Regions from separate parts of the Homo sapiens genome. Here all the other regions are linked to region 5. Evidence: chromatin loops called from intact Hi-C (ENCODE). Cell type or tissue: A673. All regions are shown on one strand.

Evidence for each region. A loop is a pair of places that touch in the nucleus more often than their neighbours do. Peaks named below come from ENCODE experiments on the same cell type or tissue, not always from the same donor. Only the 100,000 strongest peaks of a DNase experiment are listed, where the experiment ranks them.
Region 1: a loop joins it to region 5, with 12 times the contacts of the local background. A loop is called at or near these places in 13 of 110 quality-filtered maps.
Region 2: a loop joins it to region 5, with 3 times the contacts of the local background. A loop is called at or near these places in 28 of 110 quality-filtered maps.
Region 3: a loop joins it to region 5, with 2.9 times the contacts of the local background. A loop is called at or near these places in 13 of 110 quality-filtered maps.
Region 4: it touches region 5 in a loop (2.4-fold over the local background); 7 of 110 quality-filtered maps call a loop at or near these places.

The regions. Positions count from the first base shown.
Region 1 is chr1:48,913,841-48,918,840 of GRCh38, reverse strand. The region is part of intron 5 of AGBL4 (AGBL carboxypeptidase 4); the gene reads left to right. Among named protein-coding and RNA genes, the nearest start is that of BEND5, 140 kb to the right of the region's middle. In A673, a CTCF peak has its summit at 2,128 (motif pointing left); DNase peaks (open chromatin) are centred at 2,110 and 2,500; H3K27ac peaks cover 802 bases.
Region 2 is chr1:48,674,726-48,679,725 of GRCh38, reverse strand. All of the region lies in intron 6 of AGBL4 (AGBL carboxypeptidase 4), which reads left to right. Among named protein-coding and RNA genes, the nearest start is that of BEND5, 100 kb to the left of the region's middle. In A673, CTCF peaks have their summits at 2,025 and 2,233 (motif pointing left); a DNase peak (open chromatin) is centred at 2,215.
Region 3 is chr1:48,570,635-48,575,634 of GRCh38, reverse strand. All of the region lies in intron 11 of AGBL4 (AGBL carboxypeptidase 4), which reads left to right. Among named protein-coding and RNA genes, the nearest start is that of SPATA6, 100 kb to the right of the region's middle. In A673, a CTCF peak has its summit at 2,803 (motif pointing left); a DNase peak (open chromatin) is centred at 2,784.
Region 4 is chr1:50,078,481-50,083,480 of GRCh38, reverse strand. It overlaps a transcript of ELAVL4 not described here. Among named protein-coding and RNA genes, the nearest start is that of ELAVL4, 28 kb to the left of the region's middle. In A673, CTCF peaks have their summits at 2,139 and 2,344 (motif pointing right); no DNase peak of the experiment used is centred here.
Region 5 is chr1:50,331,144-50,336,143 of GRCh38, reverse strand. No RefSeq gene overlaps it. Among named protein-coding and RNA genes, the nearest start is that of LINC02808, 13 kb to the right of the region's middle. RefSeq lists a silencer at 2,873-3,072 and an enhancer at 2,756-3,256. In A673, CTCF peaks have their summits at 2,392 (motif pointing right) and 2,951 (motif pointing right); DNase peaks (open chromatin) are centred at 2,433 and 2,953; H3K4me3 peaks cover 702 bases; H3K27ac peaks cover 402 bases.

The DNA of each region.
Region 1 (5,000 bases), 1.4 Mb after region 5:
TGAGTCACTATGAAATTGGTATACAGCTGTGCTGACGCCCAGGTGAGGGCTCCTAGCAACTGTCTTAGTCCAGGCTACTATGGAAGTACCATAGACTGGGTGACATCTAAACAACAATTTCTCACAGTTCTGGGGGCTGAAAGTCCAAGATCACAATGCCAGCATGGTCAGGTTTCGGTGAGAGGCCTATTCCAGGTCACAGACTGCCATCTTCTTGTTGTATCCCAACATGGCTAGCTAGCTCTCTGGGGTCCCTTTATAAGGGCACTAATCCCACTTGTGAGTGCTCTACCCTGATGACCTAATTACCTCCCAAAGGCCCTGCTTCATAATGCCATCACATTGGAGGTTAGGATTTCAACATAAATTTCGGAGGAACACAAACATTCAGCCCATTGCAGCAACACACCAGGCTGCCTCTTTGGAGGGCAGTTGTTTCCGTCATCTGTGACACTTGGTCCACAAAGCAGAAAGGTCACTGACATCATCCTATCAAATCTCAACATTGTCATAGGAGAATGAGTAAAAACAAACACACACAAACAAACGAATGAACAAACAAATAAAGGAACAAGGCATTCCTAGCTTTCATATGAAGGAACTGGATCTCCCTAGGAGCTGGGGGATAATGAGGCCCCCACCCCTGCAGTGGACCTGCTTAACTCTAGGCTTGTCAGCACGACCAGCAATCCAATAAGGCAGTGCCCCGGCTGCGCCATTAGCTCATTAGGTGGAGGTGAGTGTCCGCATTGATCTGTTTATCTCCCAGGCCTGGCTGCTGGAGAAAGGCCAGCTGTTTCCCTGAGAGCTGCCTTTACCCTTGACTCATCACGGAGCATCAGGGGAGTCTGCTCCTTTGTCCCTTTCAACCTCAAGGTCACTGGAGTGCAAAGCAGAAGCTGGGCCACAGTGGTGCTTCCTGAGAGCTTCAGTCACTGCCTCTCTTCCTCTATCCTTTTAATCATCCCCTGGAGGTGATCCCTATAAAAATGATGAATATAGTAGGAAGTACCTGGGTTTGCAAGTGGACAAATCTGTTTCAACCAGGTTTTGCTACTTGTGTACTAGCTGTATGACCTTAGGGAAGTCATTTCACCTCTCTGAGCCCCAATTTTTTCATATACAAAACAAAGCTAACAGCATCTATATCAAAATATCATTATGAACATTTGTTGATATAAATCTGTGAGAGGACAGGCACAATGTCAGTTTGAGGCACTTAAGAAGTACCAGCAAATCTTTCTTGACCTGCCAGTTTTGAGACAGTGTTCTTTTAGGCAAAAGGATTGTGGCATATCTGTCAAGATTTGTTCATGGGAGTTTTGTGAGATTTATGTGAAAATATCTGGGATAGTACAGCTGCTAGGTAAATGATGTATTCATAGAGGGCTCATTAAGGATAAATATTATCAAAAATGTGTGATTTTTTTTTCTACCTCCAGCTTAGCTGGTTAAACATTTCAACCAGCCTACACATCTATTGTCTCATAGGTAGCATCTTGGTCTTGAAAACTAAATTGCCTAACGAAGTACAAATTAATTTTATTTAATTATTTTAAAAGTAGGAATTATTTTTAAATAAATGTATTTTATAAATAATAATTTTAAATAAATTAATCCTTTAAAAAATAGTTCATTAAAACATCAAATATGTGACCTCTTGGTCAGCAATAAGAACAGGTCCTGGATTATACTGGGTAATATTGGCAAAATACGTTTTCCCAAACTACTAGAACTACATATTTTCTACTTGATTGCATCTCCCCAAAATGACTAATATCCCTCTCTTCATCTCCTAACATTTTCCTTCTTTTTCTGCTACTGCTGAATTCTTAATGTAATTTCATATTTTAAATATAAACATTCATTATAGAAAATTTATACAAATAGAATTTAAATTTAAATTGCTGCTAATTCTACAAGTCAACATATCAGTCACTGTATTTCTTACCAACCTCTTTTCTTTGCATCTCTGATTATTTCCTTAGAATAGCACTCATTCAATCCTTATCAAAGGCATTGACAATAATTTATTAATCACCCTTAAAGAAAAACGACCCCTTCCCAAGTCCTAGGCTTCATGCTACTTTGCTAGAGTCTGGGATACCCCCTGGTGGAGGTTACAGAACATGACCAAAACCTGTCACAAATGCCCTGATATGGAAATTCAAGATTCTGAGTGCACAGCCTTTGGAATTTGGCATCAGCAAGGCTTGTCTCTCATCAGTCACAGGTTTTTTTGAACAAGGAAACATCAAATGCAAGAAAGGTATCTGTGTGTGTGTGTGTGTGTCACACACACACAAAAAACGGAACTACAGGAAATTTAACTGAAATAAGCAAATTAGAAATATCAAGAAATCTCAGACCTAAAGTTGTTTTCAATCTGAAGCTGTGGAGTAAGCACAGGGCCTGAGTACCCCAGTTGCCCCGCCTCCCTCTCCTCCCTGTGCCTGCAGCATAACAAAGTGAGTAGAGCATGTTTCCTCTGTGGCTAGAGATGTCCTAGATCAGAAATCTGCCCATTAGGACACTAGATGGAGCCAGATGGGAAAGTTTATGCTCTAACTGCAGGGGAACCATTTTCCCTGTACTTTCCTTTTCAGGAACAGTTGCATGATATGGCTGATCTCGCAGAACGTCTATTTCTCTGACATTCTTCTTCAGTCAAGCTGCCTTCAGTCAATCATTCATCAAACATTCACTAAGCCCTTGCCCTGGGCCAGATATCAGGATATATGGCTAAAACAAACACAGTTCCTGTTGTGGAAGAACTTATGGGCCAGTGAGAGAAGCTGCTGATTAACAAACTGATCTTCCTTTACTTTCTTCCACTCTCTCTAGGCTCAAGGCAGCTAGGCCCAACAGCATTGCCTGACCATGCACTATACTTCTGTATCTCCTTGCTTTGTTCTTACATTTTTCTCTTTCAGAGAGAAAAATTTAATTTTTTTTATTTTATTTCTTTTATTTCTTAGTATCTAAATCTTACCCCTATCAGGCCCAATCCAAAGGCTTCCTTCCCTGGGAGACCTTCCCTCTTGTTTCTCACAGAGAAATCCTCTTTGATTCCTTCTATCCTTTAGTACAGCAGTTCACAAACTTGAGTATGCGTCAGAATCACCTGGAGAGCTAGACCCCACTCCCAGTATTTTTAATTCAGTAGATCTGGGATTAGCCTAAGAACTTACGTTTCTAACAAGTTCCCAGGTGATGCTGATTCCGCTGACCAAGGGAACACACTATGAGAACCACGTTTTTTAGTGTTTATTGAGCACTAACAAGTGCCAAGCATTATGCCACATATTGGTGATATCACAGTGACCAAGACAGTCCCTGGGCTCAAAGCTAGCACAGGCTGGAGATGGGAGATATAAACAAATAGGAAAATACTTTTCTGTGCTACAGGAGTGGGGACAATGTTCCAAAAGTACAAATAACTATGTAATTAACTGTCCCTGTATAGTCAAGAAGACCAAAAATTTCCCAAAGACAGTGGCATTTGAGCTGGCCTTGAAGGATGACTAGGACTTCACCAGCAACAGAAAAGGTGAACAGCATGTACCAAGGCATAGTGGTACAAAAAGCCATAGCATGTTCCAAATGCAACAAAAGATTTATGGAGGCTGAAATGTGGGGAGAATGGGTAGTATCTTCAGGAATGTGAGGATTAGAAGAGATGAAGCTGAAGAGGTTAGTACAAAGTCTTGAATGTCATGCTAAAATGTTTCTTTTTCATACTCCAGGTAATAATAAATAACAAATAAGTAAAACAGAAAAATAACACGATAGAGATTTCCTCACGGACGAATCAGTCTGCTTTACAGAGGAATTTGGACTTCCAGTGTAAGACTGATTTAATTGGTTTAGTGTGGGGTCAGATCTTTGATATTTTTTAAATCTTTGCAGGTGATTGTAATGTGCAGCCTGGGTAGAGAAATACTGAGATATATGAAAGTTCTTGGCTCAAAGTCTGACATTTTCTGAGAAACCCTGAACTCTTCCTCTTCCTCTTCCTTATGTGTCAGACAGTGTTGGGCACTACACTTGTCTTGCCTCTGCACTAACCTACTGGGTGAGTGCAGGCAAAGTCTCTCTTTTTAGTGCTTGACTTTCCTCATCTATTTAACAACATCAACTAAAAAACTGGTTAACAGTCCTTCTTCCACCCAACTCACAAGGCTTCTAGGACATGAGAGAATGAACAAAAGAACATTTTATAAACATAGTATTAACTACATGCCTGTGTTATGAAGGAGAACTGCCTTCACATCAGCTTTGGTAAAGTCTCTTCCATATTAAAATAAAACAAAAAATAACTTTCTTAACCCCATGTCCCCTCTAGGTTTGCTGACTTTTCTTTCACAAAGTTATTTAAAAGAATTTACTATATTTGCTACCTCCACTCCCTCATTTCACACTAATTCCTCAATCCTTTACAGATTGGCATCTGCCCCACTCAACTTTACAGAAGCTTCTCTGGTCAAGGTCAGCAAATGCTGTTCTGTTTTTTTAATGACACTGCTGACCATCCTCTTCATCTGGAAACACTATTTTCCATAGGCTACTGTGACATAGCATTCTGCTGAGTGCCCTTCTATCTCCTCCACCACACCCTTCCAGTCAGTTTTGTTAGCAATTCTTATCTAATGTTCAAATCTTAGAATTCTTCAGGGTTCCGTCCTAGGCTGCCTTCTCTTCTCGTTCTCCACAGCCTTCTTGTATGATCTGATCCCCTCTCGTGGCTTCAATTATCATTTCTCTGCAGCAGACACTCAAATCTGTGCTTTGCTACTTTGTTTTTTCTTGAACTCCCAATCTTTCCTCCAACTTCCCACTTGATATCTCCACTGTGATATCTCAGGCACCTGAAATGTGTTTTAAAACAGGACTCATTATCTTTCCCCAGATTCGAAACCAACCCTTCTTCCACGGGTATGAAAATCCCATGACAATCTACTTGGATCCAGAAACCCTTAAGCCAGCAGTCCCCAACCTCT
Region 2 (5,000 bases), 1.7 Mb after region 5:
CCTCTGGAATAAGGAGCAGAAGAACTCAGTGCTTGGAGATCAAATCCTGGCTTATCCACTGGCTAGCCATGTGACCTGGAGCAAGTGAGTCTGATTATCAGTCTCTTGCTCTGTGAAATGAGGGTGACAAGAATGACCCCACAGGGTGGTTGTGAGAATTAAAAGAAATCACCCACACTGATGAGTGCAGAGGTGGGCTGGGAGGGAGAGGTGGAGAGGATAGATAAGGCAGGTTCCCACGGCTGTGGTCACCCATTGAGATCACCCCCACTGTGGCCCTGGTTGTACTGAGCAGGCTTCATCGTCCTAGGCCTGTCAGGCAGCCTTCTCTCTGACACCCCAGTAACAGCTCAAATAATATTAGCCATGATTATTGCTGCACAGCCAGTGGTGTCAGAGCTGGAATTTGAACCCAGGCCTGTCTGACTCAGAGACCCTTGATCTTAACCTCAATCTATTGCCAAGACAACTCAAAGTAGTTGCAAAAGCCAGTGTCTATGCACAGGCCTTCTGATTCTCTTACATTCTTTCCACAATCTGTACAAATGTTACCCTAAAATCAGAAGCCCTCCTCTAAGAACCCTGTGCCCACCCTTCAGGCTGAGCCAGGGGGTTCCCTCTGGGCTCCCCAGTACCCCGTGCTTCCCTCAATCAACTCAGTGAGCACTCAGAATTCCACTGTCAACTTGCATATCCATCTCCCACACTAGACCATGTGGTCCTAAGAGCAGGGGTTGAGAGCAGAGTTTGAACCAAAGTTGGGAAATCACCCCATGTTCAAATTTTCTCAAACAGAAAGTTTCCCTTTAACAGTAGCAGGTAGGAAATGTGTGTTAATAAACCATGGTGCTGGCAGCTTTAAAATATTAATGATTTCTAGAATTGAAAATGCAAATTGCTGTCTGGAACTCCTCCACTTGGCATTAAAGAGAAGGGCTTTGAAAGGACACCATGGGGAACTCAGGAACTGGAGAATGGCCTTGCTAGAAGATGGGAAGACAAATAGACATTTACCACCTTTGTTATTGCCACATTTGCACCATTAAAACGCAAGAGCTAGTCACTGGGTGCTATTTGAAGGCATGGCTTTAAAGTGAGCAGGCTGGGCTTCTCCATCCACTTCAACATTCACATATGGGGTACCTACTATGTGCCAAAAGAGGGCATGTGTGGAGGGAGACAGCTAAGATCCCAATCTGGCCCGGGTCAGCTCAGTCCACTGTGGGCTGTGGTCAGGGCTCTGACCTTGAGCAAAGAGAGGGCATGGGTTCCGGGGAAATTCTCAAGATGTGTGTGAGTGGAAGGGACTGGGATTTTTCTGACAGGTGTTGTTCTCCCCCTCAGTCCCTTAAGTAAAGAGAGGGGTGCTGTGGAGCCAGTTTGGTCCTAAGCATGATCCCTGGCCCTTCTCTCAAATCAAGAGCTGAGGGGAAGCTGAGTGACATCCACAAGGCAACTGGAGAGAGCAAAGGTGGGGCAGAAGGGCGGGGGCGGCGGGATGGGTGAGGGCAGGTCCCCTGGCTGTGGCCAGCAGCTGTGCAGTTACCCCACCGTGGTGCTGGCTGTGCTGAGAAGGCCTGACCATCCTAGCGCTGTCAGGCTGCCCTGTCCCTGACAGACAGGCTGGGCTTGTCACTGCCCCATCAGAGCTCCCGAGGTACTTCGGCAGCACAGCCAACTGACACCTGCTTCCTTTCGATGACGTGTTCGTAGTGTCAGGCAGTCAGAAACTGTGTCCTGGGAGGGCCCCCGTCTCCTAGTAGCCTACCAGTTCCCATTCTGCATCCCTCTGTGTTTGTGGACCAGCTCTCTAACAATGAGCTTTGCCCCTTCTTTCCAGAAATCCGGAGGTATCTCCCCATCACCCTAGTGTCCCCAAAAAGTTGGGAGGCCTCTCCTGAGGCTTGACAGGACCCTGACTGTGGTCCCTGTGTGTCTGGCTTGCACTGTTCTAGGGGCTTTTCTGCTTCCTTCTGGCTCTTTGCTGTGATCTGGGTGTGTGACGTTACAAGGACAGGAAGCTCTGGATAAGTGAGGCATCAAGCTGTCAGGGAAGAGCGCAGGGTTTTGGAGTTAGACTGACGTCGCAGCTGCTCATCATGTGGACTGGGGCCAGTGGCACAGCTCTTTAACCTGCCTGCAGGACAGAGATCAGAGTGCCAGCCGTTCTGCAAGGCTGGCAGGATCCAATGAGCTTATATAAGTAATGCGCCCCCTGGCGCCTGGCACAGAGCAGGTGCTCAACCACCGAGATTTCCCTTCCTTTCCCTTCTCCTACCCTCCTAGGAGCCTGGATCTGTACCCTGACATGCATGTATTTGGACCCCTTCTTTGCTGTGGTGGCGAATATGTTAATCCTCTTCCTTCATCCTTTGAAAAATGTCTTTCTCCTTCTCCTCATGCATGCAGCTTACGTTTTCTTACAAATCCAATCTACTTGCAGGAAGCTTTGTGAGTTCCCTGAGACACTGCACGTCTATTATATTGGTACTTCTTGTCCTGTTCCAAGGAAAAGACTGTGTCTGAGAAAAATTATTTGCTTGATGTAGGCATGTTCTCTTGTCTACTCACCCCACACCCTTGCCTGTTGTTCTGACCAAAGTGGTGTTATCAGAGCCAGCCCCAGCCACTTACTGGGGCTTCTGATCCTCTTGAGCTTAAGTGTTTTAGAACTGGAGGGGACTGAGAGACCACCTAGCTCCGCCCCTTCTTATGACAGATGGTGAAACCGAGACCCAGGGAGCAGAGAGCCTGGGCCAAGCTCACACTAGACCACTGGTCCTCTTCTCCTTGTGGCTGCACAATTTGCAGCCACAATGCAAATTAGAAGAACAGTTTGCTGGAGTTCTTCCCCAGAACACTGAACTAGAATCTTGGTGGGGGCAGTCAGTGGGGTGTTCTGGGCATCAGTATTTTTACAAAGCTGCTGCATGGTTCTAATAAGCAGCCAGGGTTAAGAAACAGAAAATAAACCGTGTTTCTTGCCAGTGTATTAGCCTCACATACCTAGGGGAAAGCGTGAAGGAACTGTCCACAGGAGCCTGTTTCTGCAGGATGGTTCACCAGGGAGGGCCCAAGATGAGCATTCCCCTCTGCAGACGCAGAGCACCTGACTGGGTGTTCTTAATCAGGTATTTCTATTAGTCAGTAAACATTTATATCAGATTTCCTATGTGGCAGGCACTATTCTACGTGCTTTACAAATACAACCTCATTTCCTCCTGAGGGCGTTCCTGTGAGACAGTCTGCTATGATCCACATTCTATGGACAAGAAGAGTGAAGCACAGAGAAGTGAAGTAACTTGCCTGGGCTCACACACTCAGAGAGCAGCGCAGTCACTGCGCTTGTGCCTGAGTCCCTGTTTGTTACCATTATGCTCATTCACCTCTGGGTTCTCAGGTCACACTTGCAGCACCTGCCAGCACCTTCAGACCTTCAGACCCCCCACTCAAGCCTTTCTAAATGAATGGCTCTGCCAGAAGGTGGAAGGTAGGACTGAAGGTTTCTGAAATCAGTAATACTGAAAGCTACCTTTGTGGAGCACTGTGATTTATACATCTCTCCTTACCTAGTTTCTGATGAAACCATGGCGGAGCCACTTACCTAGGCCATACAGCTTCAAACCCAGGTCTGTCCAGCTCTACTTCCATGTACCCCAGGTATAACCTGAGGTAGAATTTGTAGAAAGAATCCAGGTTTATCCTAGGAGTTTTTTCGAGGAGCACATAATGGCATTCTATAAAAACACCCTCTGGAAACATATCCTGTGAATTAAATTTTTATAATTTATTTTATTCAAGAAAGATTCCATTCGCTGGTGATGGCATGGCCTAGAATTTAGGGCACAGGGTGGAGAAGTTATATAAGAACTGCTCAAATGTTTCTGATCTAACATGTAAAAATCCAGTTCACTGTGAGACCTTGGTCAAATCACTTTTTGTCTTAGAGTCTTGGTTGTAAATGGTGACATTAATTAGACCATACTCAGCTCTAATGGTCACTGTTCTGTGACTGCTGTGTGATATCAGACAGCATCCTTAACTCCTCTGATTTTTATGGTGGTAGAATCCTCCTCACTGGAACAAAAAGTAATTGCTACAGGAGAGTTGGTGTTAAGTGTAGCTGATTGCTTGTTAATCCACTTACAATGATGGATGTTTTAAAATCCATTATTGAGGACTATTGCATGCCAGGTGGCTTCCCATGCAGATTTCATATCTTTTTGACATTGTCCTTTTGTTTCAGCCACGTTGATGAGGCTGCTCTGACTCACCTATTTTGATATGCGGACATTTTGACACAGCTGAGAAAATAAACCATCACACCTTCAACTTCTTAAAAAAACATTAGCAAATAATGTGGCATGGAGACATTTCAGGCTAGTTCTTCTCATCCCAGAATTTCCCCCATCCTTGAGCTCCGCTTCTGTCAAGGGGGTCTAGGGAGGGGAGAGAGGGAAGAGATTGGGCTCAGGGTGGGCTCTGGGTCAAGGCTGGGGATGAGGATGGCAGGAACAGTAAGGAATTGGTGGGAGTGAAGGACACTGAAGATCCAACATGCGATGGGTGTGGCGGGGGGGTCTGTTTCACACAGTACCTAGTAATTTTCCAAACCAATTTTACATTTAGATGCAGCCATTTCAAAACCGTTACATCAAAACAACCATGTCAAAATGCCCTTCTCTGTCTGAGACAAAGAAAATGAGTGCCAGGAAGATATGAATAAGACAGGGCTTCTGCCCCCAAAAAGCTCAGAGTCACCAGAGGGGAAAAGCGGGACAGAAAGAGAAGCAAATTACTATTATACTGCTGGGCAATTGCTATAATAGCAGAAGGGGCTGGGAGGGAACAGAGCAGAGAGTGACTCACTGCCTGGGGGTGAAGCAGGCTTCCTGGGGGAGGGAGTGACTGGGAGCTCAAGAAACACATGTAGAATGACTAATAATAGCCACAGTTAATTGAGGACTTACCATGTGACAAGCACCGTTATTAGTACTTTA
Region 3 (5,000 bases), 1.8 Mb after region 5:
GTTGTGCCCAGTCCAGAGAGCTGCTTTCCTCCTGTGGACATGTCTGGGCCTTGGGTGTGAGTTAGGGAGTGAGAGGCAATGAGGCCGGAGAAGGCTATGGGAACCAGCTAGTGAAGCACCAGTGACCCACAACCACACCAGTGCTGCCTGGAGGTCACTGTGGCAGCAGCGGGCAGGATGAGTTGAATGGGGTCAGTTGGAGATAGGTGAACATATCGTAAGTAAATGCCACAGCACCTCACCAAGTAACACCCGCCTGCCCTTCTAACTCTTTTCATCTTTAAAAGGATGTGTTCCTGGGAGATCGGCTCTGAAAGTAAATCTAAGGATCTCCTTCCTCCTGATTCCCCTCGGGAGCCCAGATCCAGTTTGTCAGATCATACTGTCTGGCCAGAAGTTTGGGATATCTCCTAGTGGAATACTGGGTATTGGACAGTATTTTGATGTGAGATTCATGAGCCACATACTTTATTAATCCAGTCTCTGCTGCTGACTTGCTGTGATCTCGAGCAAATCACTACCCTGCCCGAGATCCCATTTGTAAAATGAAGGGTTTGGACAAAGGGCCTCCATCCTTCAGGCTCATTCAAAGGGTTTATTTAATTTAGATATAACATTTATTGAACATCGACTACGTGTAGGACATGGTCATCTTAGGATTTGCTGTGACCCCTGGGGCCACAGGGCCATTCTCTACAGGAGCACAAACTCTCCCTTTCTTTCAGAAAGACGCTAAAACTAGCATCTCATACCTCACTTCAGGCTGCATGCCCAGCCAAGACATGCTGCCTGTCTGGGATTTCTTATCCATCAATATTTTCCTTAAGATGATAAATGTGCTGCCAATAAGAGGAGGCAGCTGCCAACTCTGTCTGAGACAAGGGCCTTTAGCTGGGGTTGTGGCCGTGCTTGGCTTGTTGATATGTCTCAAGAGACAGGAGGTGGGAGTTGTGGCTGGGAGGGATGCAAGTTGGAACTTAGAGGGAGGAGGAGGTCAGGACCACTGCTCTCAATCCATGCAGTTTTGGCCATGAGTCAGTGGAGAGGAGAGAGAGGAGGTAAAGGATGCTTGGATGTCAGTTCAAAAAAAAAAAAAAGAAAAGAAAAGAAAAAAATATACATATTTTTATGGTATTTATGAAGCTCCTGCAGAATGCCAAGACCTGGGTAAGCCATCCAGAAATAAACAGCATTCATCAGTGTATAAAGTGTATTCGGAACCATCATTTCATTTGATCCCCACAGCAATCCGTAGAGATGAGTATTATTATCTCTATTTTACAAACAAGGAATTCAAGGGTCAGAGAAGGAGGTGCATTTTGTCTCTGTGTTCGTATCCTAAGCCAGGACCAGTCTCAGCCTCTAGAAGTACAGAAACTCAGAATTGGATTAAGAGGAAGCCTGTCCAGGTGGAACAGTGCATAGGTGGTGGGGCAATATCCTCACAGAAGCTTGAACTTGTTTCTTCTGATATTAAATCCTCTGATTGCTCCACTAAAAGACACTTTCTTTGAAGAAATCAGCCATATGATTGAGAAGCTAATAGCTGAGATATAACAGATGCCATCGTTAATAATAGAATGAAGCAAGCATAGTCTTTGGAGCCAGGCTGACCTGGGTTCAAATCTCGGTTCTGCTATTTACCAGTTGTGTGAACTTAGGCAAGTGACCTAATCTCTCTGAGCCTCAGTTTGTCCATCTGTAACAATGATTATTATATTTACCTCACAGTGTTGTTTTGAGTAGATGGAAGCAAAACAAATTCTCAGGTGCCTAATAGATTACCTGGAACATAATAAGCACTCAATAAACGATGCTCTTATTATTATTATTACTAGCCAAGTACCCAGTTGGATGAAATCTGAATAATAAATTCCTAGGTTATCAGAAGAGATGAAATCTGTTTGGATTATAGGTTTCATGGAAACTTCCATGAAGGGTTCTTAAGATTCCTAAGAGGTTCTTCAGATTCTTAAATAACAGCTTTCTTAAAGGTGTGTTCAGAGTACTCTGATACCCCAATAGAAATCTCTGTCCTCACGTGCATAGTTTGGAAATTTTACCAGGACAAATTCATTTAGGATTAGTCTCAGGACTCAGTCTACAGTCAAGATCTGTGACTAAAGCCAGGGTTCAGTCTGTGACTGGGATTTGGTATTTGATGCTCTGCTAGAAACAGCATATATTAGCCCTCCTTAGTCTGGTGTTGAGGAAATATGTTATGATAAAGAGTTAAGACACTTGGGTTCTCATCATGGAATTTAAGAACTGGAAAGTCCAGTGATTTTAATTTTTTAATGTGAATGTAGACAGCTGACACTTCATCTGTGCCAGTTTCCCACTCTCCCTACTGCACCTACCTTGTAAATATCCGGGCAGATCAAATGGCATAGTAAGCGAGAAATGATTTTGAAAACCGTTTCACCCTGGACTCAAAGAAGGGATGATTCCTGGTGAAGGGGAAGAGCAGGAGGGGGCTGGGGAGAAGTTGGAAGCATGTTGCTCTATTGGACAGAAAGATCTAGAATAGGGAAGGGGCAGGGGCAGGGCCTAGAGGAGGCGCTGGGCCGGTGTAGAGGCAGCCACAGAGGACCCAAGTCAGTTTAATTCCCAGCCTGTGTTAGTAGGGATGTGCATCAGAACCTAGCTCCATCAGAAGGATACTGGCCACAGGGCTGGTAACCCACTGAACTGAGCAACAGTCTGGACTCTCTCCAGCTCCTTCCCTCTGCCACTTGTCTTTGGGGGACCACAAGCTGCGGCTTTGTTGCAGTTGCCTGAGGTTGAAGTGCCCTCTCCTGGCCCCCAGGGTGCATGGCTGCTGTGAGAGGCTCCCTTCCACATCGAGGATTGGAAGGCAGCCTGGTCCTTTGTCAGGGCTAAGACCTATGCTCTGGAGGGCTTGAGCTATCTTTGTGGGGCTGGAGACAGGAGACGCACCCCCCCTTCAGTTCTCCCAGGTCTCTCTCTGCATAGCATTCCTCTTCCCTGATAGGTCATCTCTCTTTCCTCTTTCATTCCCCGTTTTGTTTTCATTTTTGTCTTTTTGTCTTTCTATTTGACTCTCTCTCTCCCACACACACACTCACACACACTCACACACACACACAATTTGCACATAACTTTATTACACCCTCTCTTACCTTCTCCACTTTTTATCTTCTCCCCCCACCCAACCTCCCTTCTTTCCTCCCACCTCTTCCACTTTTTTTTCTCTTTTTCTTCCGCCTTAGCTCCCTCTCTCAAGGCGAATAGTGGAAATGCATTGCACTAAATACATATTTAGTATCAGAAACTCAAACAAGAAGCCACTCTGTCCTCTCTTAAGTGGAGAATTAAGTATTCTCCACTTCGATGACCTTGAGCAATGCTTTGTGCTCTGACACCTTAACTGATGTTGAGGATTGAATGAGGGGACCTGTGTCAGTGCCTTTTACAGTGGCCTCTGACCTGGGCAGGGGCTCGGTAGTCCCTGTCCTTCCTCATATCCCTTTCAGCCCCACTCTGCTGCCTCCTTCTTTTGTTCTTTTCCAATTCTTCCTTCCCTCTCTCCCTCCTTCACTTTCCCCATTCCTCATACCATAGTTCAGATTCAGATTCAAATAGTGTAATACCTATTGAGCTTTTCATAAATTGGGGACTTGACCTTCACCTTGAAGGAACTGTTTTTGGGGTTCACTGTCTGTCACTTCTGCCTCCCCAAGAGAGGACAGAGTAGCTTCTTGTTTGAGTGTCTGATGAGGGGCTGAATTAACTGTGAACTGAGTTAAGGGACAACCAGAGGTTGTCAGCATGCCCAGAGGAGTCTCTGTTCCCAGTGTGTCCTACAGGAAAGGTTTGTGGTGAGAAAGTAATCTCCCGAGGCCCACATGACATCCTGGTGGATGTGTCCATGGGCCAGTTATTTTAATTTGCTTGCTCATTTATTTATCACTTGTGGTAAATTATAACAAAAGCACCTGCCACAATAAAGCAATGAAAGGCATTTCCTAGCCCTGAGCTCTTAAAGAAACATCTCACCTGGGAATCCATGTGGGGGCCCAGTAGGAGGCAGTGGCCTCTGGCTTCAAGAGCATTCCTTCAGCAGATGCCAACATGAGTGTCATGAGGATGCCTCTCATAGTGTCCCCTGATGAATGCCAAGGGCACAGTCCCAAAACACAGTGCAAGCACGCAGCTGTCTGAAGTCTAGCTAGACACTACACCAAGGCAAATGTGAGTAAAGTGCATCCTTCACACCATCCTCTGAGACTATCACATCTTTCAGCCCAGCTATGGAGAAAGCCAGGACAACTAAGTGGTGCAGGGTCAGGCAAAGGCCAGGAATGCGGGGATTTGAGCTGATGTGGCTCAGTGGTTGGGAACTCAGACTCAGAAATCATACATGTCTGGTTTCAGATCCTAGTTTTGCCACTTCCAGGCCCTGTGTGACTTTGGGCAAGTTACTTCACTGCTCTGAACTTCATATATCTTATCTGTTGAATACAAGTAATGGTACAAACTTTTCAGGGTTGTGGTGAGAATTAAATGAGCTAATGCATGTCAGTACCTAACACCGTGACTGGCTCCTGGTAAGGGATGATATCTATTATTACGCCTTACAATTCTGTGTGCTCGCTTCATGGGGATCCCAATAAGTCAGGGATCTGCTGACCAGGTGGTTGGGAGGCCATCTGATTGCCTGGATGGAGAACTGTCTGCACCACTACAGAGGCACACGAAGCCAGATGACCAGTTTTAAAGCAAAAGAGGATTCTTCTTTTGAGTTCCCTCATAAGAAAGTGTGACTGTAGTCGACCCCTACTTATACGCACTAAGGCAGACTGGAAAATCTCAAGCACACATCCCCTTGGCTAAGCACTTTAGTGATAGTATGTGCGAGTGGATGTCTGGGATTCTGGGAATGCACAACATTTACAGCATGAGGAAGGCGCCTGAGTTTTAGAAAGCTGGGAATCTCTCGAGAGAAGAGACAGATTTACTGTTTGCCTACTATGTGC
Region 4 (5,000 bases), 250 kb after region 5:
AACCTTAAAGACTCTAGATGACTTACATAGTACATAACCTCTTTAAGCTTCCAATTTCCTCACCTGTGAACTACTTTGATGAATTAGTAATAATGTACCTAAAAAGTCTTATAGAATGCCTGGTATCTGGCAGGTGTTCAAGAAATGGCAGTTGGGGGAGGCTGAGTTGGGAGGATCACTTGACATTGGGGGTTTGAGACAAGCCAGGACAACAAACCAATACCCAGTGTCTCAAAAAATAAAAAAAATAAAAAATATTAGTCAGGTAAAGTGTTGTGTGCTTGTATTCCCAGCTACTCAGGAGGATTACGTGGGAAGATCACTTGAGCCCAGGAGTTTGAGGCTACAGGGCATTATGATCATGCCAATGCACTCCAGCCTGAGTGAGAGTGAGACTCCATATCTTAAAAAAATGGCTGTTGGTATTATTCTCTAGGAGAGCTAAACTTCCTGGCCAATGCTTTTTCATCTTTCCCTATCAAAAAGGTCAAAATCCCAGGGTAATCCCCATTCTGAAAGGCTGGCTTTTCTGAAGTTCACATTGGTTCACTGGGTACAAGGCACAATGAAGGTTGGTTTGTAAATACAGGTGGGTAGGTACATAGGTACATAGTTAGGCAGACAGGTAGGTAGCTACAGAGAAAAGGAGGGAAGGAGGAAAGGAGACAGGAAAGAAAGTCTGTTCCATAGTTATAGATCAAATGCCTAATTCTTACTAGCAATCTCATGTATGGAAATGAAGACCATGTCTTTCAAGCCAAAAATCAAGGCATAAGTTCTAAAAAGAGTGCTCTAATGGAGACAATAGATGAGAATAGGTAAAATCATGACTTCTATAAAAAGTTGTCCTAGTCCAACTTACAGAATAGGAGAAAATTTTTGCAATCTATCCATCTGACAAAGGGCTAATACCCAGAATCTACAAAGAACTTAAACAAATTTACAAGAAAAAAACAAACAACCCCATTAAAAAGTGGGCAAAGGATATGAACAGACACTTCTCAAAAGAAGACATTTATGTGGCCAACAAACATATGAAAAAAGGCATCACTGGTCATTAGAGAAATACAAATCAAAACCACAATGAAATACCATCTCATGCCAGTTAGAATGGCGATCTTTAAAAAGTCAGGAAATAACAGATGCTGGAGAGGATGTGGAGAAATAGGAATGCTTTTACACTGATGGTAGGAGTGTAAATTAGTTCAACCACTGTGGAAGACAGTGTGGCAATTCCTCAAGGATCTGGAACCAGAAATACCATTTGACCCAGCAATCCCATTACTGGGTTTATATCCAAAGGATTATAAATCATTCCACTATAAAGACACATGCACATGTATGTTTATTGTGGCACTGTTCACAATAGTAAAGACTTGGAACCAACCCAAATGCCCATCAATGATAGACTGGATAAAGAAAATGTGGCACATATACACCATGGAATACTATGCAGTCATAAAAATGGACGAGTTCATGTCCTTTGCAGGGACATGAATGAAGCTGGAAGCCATCAGTCTCAGCAAACTAACACAGGAACAGAAAACCAAACACTGCATGTTCTCACTCATAAATGGGAGTTGAACAATGAGAACACATGGACACAGGGAGGGGAACATCACACACCAGGGCCTGTCAGGGGGTGGGGGTACTAGGGGAGGGGTAGCTTTAGGAGAAATACCTAATGTAGATGACGGGTTGATGGGTGCAGCAAACCACCATAGCACGTGTATACCTATGTAACAAACCTGCACATTCTGCACATGTATCCCAGAACTTAAAGTATAACAATAAAAAATTTTCAAAATAAAATAAGAAAGTTGCCCCAGTTGTAGAAAAGCATGTAAATGACTCTATAAAACCCATCCCCACTGCAAGATTCAAAAGGGCTACATCCATTAGCATCACCCTGGTGTGCTTATTAAAGGCAGATTCCTGGGCTCTAGCCCAGACACACTGAATCAGAATCTGGATGAATGGCTCAGAAATCAGCATTTTAACATAGGTCAGCAGATGATTCTTAGGCATGGCATGAGCCTAGGGGAAATGGAACTTAAAGTGCTAGTGAAAGCTAGTGTGCATCTAGCACTTCATCCACCAGAGACCGCTCTTAATCACATGTGGCCTGTCTCCATGTGCTGTTCATAACCTTCACTCTGGGTATTCTGTATTCTTGAAGAACCATCTGATTTACCAGAGACAAACTGAATTCAGTTTGGGGCATGCCTTGCCACATTCAAATTTTAAAAATATGTAATTATATGCATATGGCAGCTTGACTAACCAGTACAACAGACAGTACAGAAAACTGCTCTCTCAATTAAGGTTTATGATGATTTTATGGACTTGCCATCTTTGGGCTATTTTGGCACCTCCACAAGAGGGCAGTCAGGGGAAAGTTTTCCTTTTGTCAGAAAGCCTACCTTTAGAAGCTCTTCTAATCCTTGAATCAAAAGATTCTGGTTCTTCTTAAAGCCAAGAACAAAATGAAATATCAGATATATTAAGTCACACTTTTAGAGATACATATAACCGAGTATCGACTCTGCAAGATGAAAGTTTTAAGTACAAAGGCTTTGCATATAACTTCTCCCATTCTCTCTCTACCCTGATCTTCTCACCCCTCCAACTAGTCCACGAATTTATTTCCTTCCATCCTGCAGCTCACTGTCTTGGAGGAAAGGCAGCACAGAACAGCAAGTGTCATTGTGGGGAAGCCAGGGAAGGCTGTCCAGTGGAGGTAACATCTGAACTGAGACCTGAAGGATGCATAAGCAATGAGAAAGCTTTCTGCAGAAAGGAAACGACATGCCCAAAGACACAGCAGCATAAAAATTCTGGCATATTTAGGGAACATAAGAGCTTTGCTAAGACTTTAGATTTTCTGATGGAGATGTCAGGGAGCTACAGAAGATATTTCATCAGGGAAATGACACAATGAGATTTGTGAGTTAGAAATATATACACATATATATTTGAGAGAAATCAAATGATGATGGAATTCAGAGAATGATTGCCTGACCACATCAGTATGTGTGTGAGTGTGTGTGTGTGTGTGTGTGTGAAATCAACAACATATTACACCTTTGAACTCCCATACACAGTTCTTTTCTATAAGCAGCTAGTCCCTGGAATTGACTCATAGTTGCTCAATATTCTTGATCTTTAGAACATTCATTTTTCCTGTTGTCAGCTTCTGCTAAGATATTCTGACGTCTGAGCCTTACAAGCCTATCCAGGATCAGTACAAAGTTGGGAATGCTAGTGCCAGTACTGATTTACATTTAGTTAACTTCATTGATGGGAATTGTTAATGTTAGCAATGTTTAAAGACCGCACTTAAACTTTCTCTGAGACTGTATGGAATATAAAGTCTGAAGATAGATAGACAGTCAAGAAAGTGCTTCCAGCTGTTCTAACCATCCCAGATTAAGGTCAGAGTTCAGAACAGTCATTTCAGTGGAAAGGAAATCAAATCAAACCAACCCTAGAGGTTTTAAAATAGGATGGCATACGCACGTTTAAGATGAGCTTAATAACAAAAGAGAGAGGGAGAAGGGTGTCTTTGGGAAGTGAGAAGAATAAAACAAGGGTGTATACTAACTGCATGAGTTTTATTGAGAAGCTGCTCTAAAAACACAGAATCAACTCAGTTGAAGAAGTATTTACCCAGCCCCAGTAATATTACTTTTAACATTAACAACAACTAAAACCTTAAGTTTAACACCTTACAGTATGCTTTTACATGTATCAACCTTCCTGTGAAGTTGTTACTTGAGTAACTGGGTTAACCAACTTGGTTTCTTGGGTTACTGGGAGGCTGTGATGCCTTCCAAGTCCTCCTCTGAAACAGAATAACTTTAGTTTAGACAACCCTCAACTGTCAACTCTCTTTGAAACTGCCTTGACTGAGAGAATTGTCTTTCCCAAGGTCATGCCCCCTTCTTGAGGTGTCCACATCCAGTGAGTGATCAACATAGGGTATAAAGACCTGACACCCTCACCCTGACTCAGGACTATTTTGAAAGGCTATCTTAGCTTCAGAGCTTCTCATGGAAGGGGCTGAGGCCTTCATTAAAAATGTACTGTAACCTCTCTTCTCCCTTTGCCTGATCCTGCTTCCTTCCCTTCTCTTCCCCTGTGATGATCCCAAGAACGCTCCCTAATAAATCTCCTACATGCTAGTCTACATCAGAATCTACTTCCTGGGGAATACAACTTGTGACAGTTATTATCCCAGTTTTAAAGATGGAGAGCTAGGTGTAGTGGCACACACCTGTAGCTCTGGCTACTTGGGAGGCTGAGGCAGGAGGATCTCTTGGGCCCAGGAGTTCGAGACCAGTCTGGGCAACAAAGCAAGACCCCATCTAAAAAATAATAATAAATAATTACAAATTAAAAGTTGCAGAAACTGAACATCTTAGATGGCAAATGAATCACCCAGACTTCATCACTTGATGAGAGATGGATAATAACTAGAACTCAGATCCAGCAGATGGTATTTAATGGATGGTACTCAATGGAAACTCAAACAGGTAGGAGATGGAAAAATGAATATGGGTCTAACCCTTCTGAGCTCACAATGGAAGGAGCATCACAAACATAAACAGCCATAACCTGCATGGCCACCAACAGACGCACATGTGATAGGCACGGGAATGGAGAAGAGAGGGTGGTGTCAGCAGGATGTGGGATTTGCACAGGGAGAGCACAGAAGACATTCCAGGGAGACTGCAAGCACCACAGGCACCTTTCCTCTTTCACTTGCTCTACCTCTGCCACAGATCAGTGAGAGATCGTATCCTCAAAGGGGTTAGAGATGACAGACAGTAGGACGAACTGAATGTTCCAGTTCCACTCACCTAGGAACCTTGAGACCATCCAAATAGCCCTACTGGCTTTGGAGTCAGACCTCTGTTCCCTTTGTTCAGTCCCAGTTTCCCCTGGTACTGACTACCTTGTAAGTGAGCTTCGAATTTGACATCTGTAAAATGGGCCAC
Region 5 (5,000 bases):
CCAGTAGGCAGCTGTGCGTTGCCTTCTGCAGGCTTCAGTTCCCGCCCCCTCCCTCTCCACACTCAGATTTCCTTCTGGGAGGAAAGAGCATTTTTTTTCGCAGAGATGACTCTGTTCTTGTGGCCATAGATTACTCTTGACACCTAATTACTGTATATCATCATGCCATAAAATAATGATTGGAGGTGTCACTGTCCCAAATTTGCGTTCATAAAATACGTGTTCTTTTTGTTTTCCTCCTCTGCATTTGTCTGGGAGAAAAGACAGGCAAATTTATTCCAACTTTTTAGAGGAACTTTAAAGCACAGGAACAGAAGAAATTTAGAGGTGGGTGGTTTTCAAAATACCCTGCAGAGGGAGGAGGCCTCGGCCCAGCTGATTTTATGTGGCCTAGGGAGAAAATGAAGACCTTGGCTGAGACATTGTCTCCTTCCAACCTGCATTTCTTTGTCTTTGCCTGCCTGGCAAAAACCCCTCCTCCATCTTTTTCTCCCCAACCCTCTGCTCCCCCATCGCTTCTACCCTGCATCAGGCTCCTCTAAGGAAACACTGGAATGTGGTGGAAAAGATTCCCATTCTAATGTTACCCAGACTTGGTTTCAAATCTTGCCTCTGCTGCTCGCCAGCCCTGTGACCTTGGGTAAGTTCTGCCGCTTCCGGAGTCTTGGTTCAATCACATAGACAATGGGGAATAATAAATACTACTTCTGCCTCACACAGCTGCTCTGGGGATTAAGAATAAAATCGTAAATGTAAAGCATCTAGTAAGGGATCTGCCACAAAAGAAGGGCTCAACAAATGTCTGCTGCTTGTCCAGCCCACCAAAGTTCTCCTGTTTGTTTTCCTAGAATCCATCCTTACCTGATTAACATCTCCCTTCTCTGGCAAGCTCAGGCTACAGTCAGGAGTCTGGAGGAAAGCCATCTGATTAAACTGGCTGGCACGGGGGAAGAGCGGCTGAGATCCACGCAGCCCTCCGAGGGGCATCAACAAGGACATTTTGAAAGGGCAATCTGATTTGTCACAGAGAGGAACCAGTGAAGTTAGCTTGTTCCACTGCTCTGGCTGCCCAGGGAGGCCCCCACAAGACACCTGCAGGTGGCTTTCCAGCCTCTTGTCCACCTTGATGGGGATGAGTTCTCTGCCTCCTGAGGTGGCCCATTTAGAGTTAATCTCTCTGGGGCCTCATGCTCCCCTCATCACACCTCTCCCCCACCTGGAAAAATATTCTCTGTGGGCTTTGGGAGTGGTTCTTTAAACCAAGATAATTTGTCTTGTGGATCCAAACCAGCTCGCCAGCGATTCCTGCCTTAGAAGGGGGGACTTGAGGACTTCCAGGTGGGGGCAGAGTGAATGGCTGCAAGAGGAGGGGCCTTATCCCATCTCACCTCTGCCTGGCAAAGACCTTAGCTCTCAAGGCTCAAGTCAGAAGGCACCTCCTCTGAGTGCCTTTCTCAGCTTGGGGTATTTGTCTCCTACTCTGAGATTTCTGTACTGGATTCTTCCCTGAGGTTGGCCCTCTGTCAGTGGCTGGGTATGGGTCTGGGCCACCCTCTGACCTGGGATCCTCAATCTCAGGGCACCCTAAATGTTTGTCAGGCTTGTTCAATGTCTGCCTCTCTAGGCTGGCAGCTTCACTAGGGTGTGGCTGGATCAGCCTGCTCACTGCTGTATCCCAGGTGCCTAGTACAGTGCTGCCACACAGTAGGTGCTCAGTGAACACTTACCTCCTGCCTACTGTGTGCCAGTCACCATTCTAAACACTTTACATCCGTCAGCTCATAGAACCCTCAGGACAACCCTAAAATGTGGGTTCTATTACCATCCGGGTCTAGCATGGTGTATAAAAGCAGGGATCCTGGAGCCAGATTACTTGGATTTTTATTCTAACTCCACCACTTATTTCCTGCGGAAACTTGGTTGTTACTTGACCTGTCTGTGGCTCATCATTCAATGGGAATAACTGTATCAACGTCATAGGGTTGCTATGCAGTTAAATTAAGCGTTCACATACATACAATGTCTATGTATTAGGTACTATTTTCATTTTGTGGTAGCAAAAATTGAGACACACAGAGTTTTGGTAACTTGCCTAAGGTAACACAGCTGAGGAGAGGCAGAGCCAGGACTCATGCAGTCGGGCTCTGCAGTCCATGCTCTTAACCACGACCCTGTGCTGCTCTTACTGAAGGCGGATTTGAGGACCTGGCTTCACGCACACTGAGAAGAGCGTTTAGGTCCCTAGTGCTGGTCCAGGCCGTGATTGAGCCTCTCTTCCCCGAGTGAGCACAGAGCGCGGGGTCTCCCCCGAGGGTGGAAGGGTGGCAGCCAGGCCAAGGAGGCGCGAAGAGCGGCGGCCGCCAAGGGCCCCGGAGCGGCGACTCTTCCTTCCGCCAGTAGGGGGCAGCCGCGGCTGCCGCCGGTGTGTCGGGTGAGCCGCAGCCCAGCGCCGCACGCAGCGCCGGAGGAGCGCCAGAAGGACCCTTGGAGGTCACGCGCGCGCAGGCGGCCCTGACGCCCCGTCTTCCGCCCAAGTCACCCAAGGGTCCGTGCTAATGTGGTGTGGCCCCACCCCATTCCCTCGTCCCCAGCTCTTCCCTAAAGCCCAAGAGGCCAGTTCAAGGAGCTCTAGAACCCAGGTGGTTTGGGCCCCTGCAAGGTTCCGCGGGAGGTGTGGGTGCCAGTCCTGGCTGTGCCACTGCGGTGCTGTGTGACCTTGGGCAGGTCGTTACCCTCTCCAGCCCCAGCTCCCGTCCACTGTCCTTGGGAGGACGCGCGGGCAGCCGACACGTTCTGTGACTGTGGTGAGGGTACCGCCTTCACTGCAGCGTGCCCGGGGCCTAGGCGGGCCAGAGTCGGCCCAGCCCGAGCGAGAGCCTGTCCTGGAACCCAGTGCGTGTGGGGTCCGGACCCCTTTCCCGGAGCACTCGCCGAGCCGGCTGGGAGCGGAGCGCCCGGAGCCCGGCAGGGGGCGCTGCCGCATCGTGCGCGGCTTCCCCGCGCGTCCTCCCAAGGACAGTGTGGACGCGGCGAGCGGCGCGGGGCAGTGCAGGCTGAGTGAGGTCCGGCCGCGCCCACACCAGCGCTGCGGGGCGGAGGTCGGCAACACCGTCTGGGGCGTCGACGGGGCAGGGCGAGTCGTCTGGCGCCCCAGCTGGCCTTTAGCTGGTTTCTGGTTCTGGGTGTGGTTCTGGGTGTGGGGTGACGGGGTGGCGGGGTGGGGATGGGGTCTACCAAACCAGCGCTGGGGGCCCAGGCTTTGCTGCGTGACCTTGAGCGGTCACTGTTCTGTCCGGGCCTCTGCTTCCTGTCTCTGTAATGGGGGGTTCTTGAGGAAACCAATTCATATTGTATGTGAAAGTGCTTCAGGAAATCTGAGGCCCAGGCTGGATGCAAATGGAAAGGCTTCTTCTTTATGGAAAAACAGCCATCTCCTGCCTCACCCAATCCATCCTCCCAGTTCTGCACTCTGATGGCAACCACTTTAGCCACTTTTACCTGTATTTTCTGGCATTTACCCTCATACTTCAAAATAATATGCTCATGCTGCGATTTCTTAATTTACCAACGCTAGACTTTATCTGTTGTCTCCCTGTTAGAATAAATAAGGAATTAGCTGTCTTCCAGCCCCATGCGCATGCCCGGTATATCTGAAGCACTATTTTTAGGTAATTCAGTGATCAGCATTCCTTTTAAGAAAATGTAGCTGTTAGTTTTCCCAAAACCTGTATCAAAACTGCCACGGCTTCTCATCCTATAGCTTCCCGACAAAACCTCCTCTGTCATGTTCGGTATTCTGCCTTGAGGAATGCTCCCTCCCAAACTGCACTACCCAGCTGTCTGCAGGAACCCTCTGGTCCAAGGGTGTCTCTCCAGGATCATTTCATGGTCCTCTGTCTCTATTGGTTTGCTCCCTTCTTTTGAAAACTTTAATTGCTTCCTAAGAAATTGGGCAGGGGTGGGGGAATTTTCATCCATGTGGACTTTTCCGTATTCTGCCCTTGCACTTGATCAATAATTCAGCTAAGCATAGAATTCTGGGTTGGAAATCATTCTCCTTTATACATGGGTGCCTTGCACTGTCTCGAACACCTAGAGTGACCCTTGAGAAGCTTCATGCCTTCTGATTCATGTTCCTTATGTGCAGCTTTTCTTTCTCTCTGGCTGTTTTTGAGGATTTTTTTTTAATCTTTGGAATTCTGGAATTTCACAAAACTTGTCACGTGGTGGCTTTTATCATTCGTTGTGCTAGGCTCTGGGTGGCCCTTTTCAATGTGGAAACTTGTCTTTTAGTCCTGTGAAACTTTATTTTTCCTTAGTAGTCTTCTGTCTGCTTGCTCTCCACAACTCCTGCGAGTTGGAGCTTGGGCCTCCAGCCCTGCTTTTCCTGTGTCTTTTCACTTTTCTGTATTTCCCTTCTGCTTGTCTTTCTCTTCTACTCTCTAGGCTATTTCGTTATATATATGTCCCAACCATTCTACTGAATTTTTAATTTCAGCTATCATACTTGTTCATTCTCTGTTCTTCCTTCCCCCCACCCCACAACATAGATACAGCCTCTGTATTTATCTCTCTGAGGATATCAATAGTGATTTTTTTCCCTCCGGTTTGCTGACTTATCTCTGTCTCCTCCAGCTTCCCTCTTTTGTTTGGTTGCTTTATTGTGGTCTCTCTGTGGTTCTGCATCTCTCCTCCTGTTGGTTGGAGGCTTCTTTAATCTTTACTGGTCCTTGGCTTTTGTCCATAGTTAAGGATAAGTGTCCAAGAAGTTGACTGGCATTGGATGTCTGTGAAGGCAGATGGGGCTGATTTCCCTCTGGGTGGACCAGACAGGACTTGGCCTTTTGTTTTGTGGGGGGGACACATAAATATCAAAAAAGGGGAGTTCTTTTCTTTGGGACTGCCCTGTTTCTTCAGTAAGGTAGGATGGATGTGGTGAAGAGGATGGATTCTGGAGTCAGATCACTTGGGTTTGAATCTCAACTCTGCCACTTTCTAGC